Regions from separate parts of the Mus musculus genome. Here region 2 is linked to region 1. A link is a loop called in an ENCODE intact Hi-C map of the cell type or tissue named here. Cell type or tissue: left cerebral cortex. All regions are shown on one strand.

Evidence for each region. Peaks named below come from ENCODE experiments on the same cell type or tissue, not always from the same donor. Only the 100,000 strongest peaks of a DNase experiment are listed, where the experiment ranks them.
Region 2: it touches region 1 in a loop (4-fold over the local background); 4 of 42 quality-filtered maps call a loop at or near these places.

Annotation. Positions count from the first base shown.
Region 1 is chr5:39,060,590-39,063,089 of GRCm38, forward strand. No RefSeq gene overlaps it. Among named protein-coding and RNA genes, the nearest start is that of Gm46937, 20 kb to the right of the region's middle. In left cerebral cortex, no CTCF peak of the experiment used is centred here; a DNase peak (open chromatin) is centred at 1,198; H3K27ac peaks cover 581 bases.
Region 2 is chr5:39,324,343-39,326,842 of GRCm38, forward strand. All of the region lies in intron 3 of LOC115490181 (a long non-coding RNA gene), which reads left to right. Among named protein-coding and RNA genes, the nearest start is that of Gm40292, 18 kb to the left of the region's middle. In left cerebral cortex, no CTCF peak of the experiment used is centred here; a DNase peak (open chromatin) is centred at 1,275; H3K27ac peaks cover 834 bases.

The sequences.
Region 1 (2,500 bases):
CTCACTCCCTGGATCCTTAGCAACCCTGACCATGGTATTCTGCCATCAATTGCTATAGCCAGTGTCAGGGCCAAGCCCTTGAACCTCAAAATCTTGAGCTAAACCTTCTTCCTCCTAGTAGCCTTGGTGTTTCGTTACTGTGATAAGTGACTAATTCACACCACAGATATGTACATCACCTGAGTGCCAACAGCTCCTGGCTCCCGTCTTCCTGATAGAGGAATAGGGCAGAATCTGGCTTTCAAGTAGGAAAGCTACCCTTGAGCTGTGCAGGGCATCACTGTTGGACAGTGCAGCCCAGATAGAGTGGATTTGCTTCTGTCTGACCTGACTTGGTCCCCAGCACCAACTGAGGTTAAGGAGGCTTTGAGCAAGTTTGCTACATCTTTTTAGGAGGATTGAAGGCAGCTGTTAGAAAACCATCAATCTGTTCAAGGTGAGTGAGGTAATTCCAAATTACTGAGAATCTCCTGCTGCCTTCCTAGACACTTCTGTGAGGCTCACCAGGCATTCATTGCCATAGAGCCAGATGTGCTAGAAAGCCAGTGATCAACCAATATTGCATTTGTTTTGCCATTTGCCCCCAGATATTAGAAAGAAACTATAGAAGTTAAAAAGGGTTTGAGGGTATGAATAGGTCCCAGTTATTAAGGACTGCTCAATAAAGATTTTCAGTTGGAAGAAAAGCAGAACAAAAAGATTGACCCAAGCAATCATGGCAATGCTCAGGGAGATTGATAAATGAGATTCCAGAGAGAGAAGTCAGAATCACCAGAAAGGCTAGAGAAGGACCAAGTGCTTATTGTAAACAAACAGACATTGGAAAAATAAACTCTTGATTTGGAAAAGGGAAAGATTCCCTGTCCTTCCTTGGATAAGGATTAGTGAGGAGGGTGCTCCATTCCTCTGTATCCCAGGAACCCAGGGTACATTTAAGGTAGGGAGCAAATCTGTTAAATTCCTGCTCCATGCCAGCCTGCCCCTACTATCCTGTAATTGGGAGAACCTAGGCATTGGGACCTTGGAAGAGGCCAGTGGCCTACCTCCTCAAAAGACATGATCCTATTTCTGCCAGTTAGCCAGCTTCTTTCCCACAGTTGAGGCTACAGCTCTGTTAGTGGAAGAACATGACCAGCTGACTTAGGGCCAGGAAATATTCCTAACCAGCTTACACTCTGTAGACAGGCAGAGTCCAGTGCAAAATGTCAGAGAAGCTGGCTGAACAGTGCTCACATGCTAGTGCCTTGTAGTAAGTAGAACTTCTGAACTATGAAATAGGGTGTTTGGCAAAAGAAATATACTGGTAAAATTCTGAGGGCTTGTCTTCATGTGTGAAGTGTCTACATGAAACTCTTACTAAACTTAAAATTGTGTTTATAACCATCCTTTCTTACTATCAGAATTTAAATACGCAATTTTATTCCTTAATCTAATGTGTTTATAATATAAAATAACTGTGCATTTGCAAAAACACATTCTGAACATGAGTCGTAGGTTGTTTCTATATGTAAGTATTTTCTCCTCGTTGACTCGCATTGATATTCTCCAACAGGCACCAGTTGATACACAGAAGTCCCTGGTTTTCAATGTAGTCTTACTTGTTTGTCTCCCTTCCTTAGTTCACACAGTTCACACTTGTATAAAGACCTTCTGCATGTTTCAAGGCTATGGGAACATTGTCTAGTGTTATTTTCTAGAAGACGGGCTCCAGACTTTCTGCATCCCTGTGGGTGGGGACTGAGTTTCATCCTCTTTCCATGTGCACCCAGAATCACCTGGGAGACACCCCCTCCCATGTTCTTCAGTGGCTCCACTCATCAAAGCCATGCATGTCCGCTTCTATTCTGATTCTGTTTTAGTTTTTGTACTACTACCCTCTTTCTTATATGCTCTCTTTGTGCCTCGCCTCTTGCTTTCTGTTAGAATTGCTTCCTCCAGTTTTGTTCTTTGTGAAGGTGCATGCGTCCTGTATGAAGAATGAATATTCAACCCATGTAATCCACAGCAAAGAACACCCTTTTGCCACATACTTAGAAATGTAACACTCACTCACTTACTCGCTCACTCAATGCTGCCCCTCTCATGTCCTCAGCTTCCCAGAAGCATCTTTGTAGTCATGTCCCCAATTTAGAGGGTCACCTACCTTCTCCTTCTGTTGTACATAACTGTCCTCTGAGCAAAGCAGTCACTGTCTTCATTAGCATTTTCTTGGTTGGTATTGATATAGGAGGGCTTAGTCCATCCTGGGCAGTGCTATCCTCCAGCAAGTGGCCTTCGGTTATATAAGAAAGGTAGCTGAGTCAACACTCCTCTATGATTTTTGCTTCAGTTCTTGCCTTGACTTTCTTCAATAAGAGACTGTAATGAGGAGAGGGTAGACACTGTTTGCAGCTCCACAGGGAGGAACTCTTGCTGCACTTTTTTGCTTGGCCTGGTTTGCAAGATGTGTTTAGATCTTTTCCTGCTGTAGACCTTGTGTTACTGATTATTTTTTCCCCTC
Region 2 (2,500 bases), 260 kb after region 1:
AAGCATAATATCATTCCAAACCTGGAGGTAATCACAAGTTAACTTTCTTAGTCACGGGGTATTGAAGTGTTACAGTGAATGTTGTGGATATAAAGATTATGAGATGTAATTATTATTGATGTTACTGTTATAATTATGCCTTGGGGCTAGATAAGGCATGCACCAGTATACAAAGATACACTTCACAAAGCATAGTCATAGCATTGCTTCAACAGGGTATCCACTAAGGCATTTTCTCCAATCATCTGATAGAACTGTTGAACTAATCCATTTCAAGCTGTTCTTTAATTTGGCAAAGCCGGGCAGGGAAAATGACTGATGCCTGTGTATGGATGACCATATGACATTAGAAGTTAAATTAGCCTTTTTATTCCCCAAGACCTTGTGGCAGCATGTCCCATTCTGAGTCAGAACTGTTCATTCCAGACTTCCTTTAGGTCATTCTGAGACACCCTCGTTGCCCAGAGGTTATCTATCCTACACACTCCTCTCCAAAAGCTCTATTGCAATACTTCTTTCTTATAAACTTCCGACTCTTCCTCACCTCCTGCAATAAAAGATGTGGACTGCTGTGCTCTGGCTTGCAAATTGCTTTTCCCACCAGTCTAAATGGCAGGTTGCTGAAACAGAGCATGCTGCTCTATCCATCAAGGCAACTGCACATGTGACTTCTGTTTGCTCACAATGTCCTTTCTCCTCGTTTTACCCAATTAACTCCTATCCTTCTCTGACCCAGGTCTTCAGTGACATTCAGCAGCATGTCTCCAGTGACCTCTTGCCCTTGAAAGAAATAACCTTTTCGTCCATTTAGCTAATTGTGTACCTTGTCTGTAGCTGTCATTGAATGCCTCACATCCAATCCTGCTTCTTCGAAGAGAATGTAAACTTTAAGGGTTTGAGGACCACGTGAAATGTATTTTAAAATGTAGACTAATGCCTATCAACAGGCTAATCTCTGCTGTACTGATTTCTATCAGTTTGAATGTCATTGGGAAATTACTTCACTTTCAACTAAAGTAGCATTTATTTTGCCTGTGCTATGTGACATCAGTGAGGATCCCTAGAAGATCAGCTGTGAAGAATGCAGAGGGATCTCTGCTTTGGTAGAAGTTTCCTCTCTAGATACAGGCAGGCTTATTATAAATACAGGTTCCACTGAATCAAAAGCTCCAGGAGAGGGGGGATGTGTCTTCTATCGAAATTGCTCTCTATGCATGGACACTGTCTGCCTTCAATACGTACTAAATAAGTGATTGGGCTGGACAGTCCCACCTCCTCTACAACAAATTAGGTTCATGATTTGCAGTTTTGTCTATTGGCATTTTAAAATCTAGAATCCATGTTGAGCAATGGATCACACCAGAGTGTCTGGCTCTAATTTTAGGAGACAGAATGTTACAGGGCTAACAACCATCTGTTTCCTTTGAGCAAATCTGTAACTGTGAAGTGTGAATACAGATTTTTATAGCATTTATTGAATTTTTAAACTACACCATTTTTGATTTATAGAAGGAAATTTAGAATTTTTTTAAAGCAAGAAAAAAAGTGAAATTTATTTAGAGGTAATTTTTGTAAACTGTGACTGAGTCTTCATTTTACCTTTTAGCTTTTATATGTATCTGCAAAACATTGTATGTATATATATGTGTGTGGGGGGGGTATACATATATATATATACATATCTCACATGGTATAATTAAGTTATGAATATAAGTAATGTGTAATAATAATACATGGTTAATTTGTGGTATATTATAATACTTAATAAAACAATATTATCTGTATTTCCCAAAGCTACAGTATTTGTGTTAATGGACACATGTTCAGTGTGTATAATATACCTGTAGTCTCTTATGTGAAGTTTACAGGAATCTGTAGATTATTTTCCCTTAGATTTTACTGGCAATTATTTCTTTAATCAAGAATTTGTAAAATTACATACAGCCAGTGACTGTAAAAATGCAAATTAAAATGAATCTTACTCTTGCGTATATAACTCAGGGAACTCCCCCTCTTAGCTCCTCTCCATAGCACTCAAATCTATACATGCCAGAGAACAGGGACACAGGAAGCTTGGGCCTAGGGAATAAAGGATTTAAGGATGTATTGGGTGGCACCCTCACAAGGTAGGCAGATTTATACCCATGTTACCATGGACCTCAGATGTGGCTCAAATGACATCAGTAGGCTAACTTGCCAGGACTGACTGAAGAAGTGTGGGGGATCTCGTAGGTATCCTTAATCATTTTGAAGTTACTCCCCTCACCTAGAACATAAATTCCTGCTAACTGCTATGGTTAATGAACACACTCCTCTATGTATGCTTTAAGTGTTATGTATCCACAAGAAATAGGACGATTCTTATTACACTTACTTTAAATACAACGAAAATGTCTAAAATTTAACTAAAATTTACCCACAAGTATTAGATTTTTAGAAACACTGTGCTGTGGATAAGCAAATATTTTTAATTGTATTACCCAGTGAACAATGATAGCAA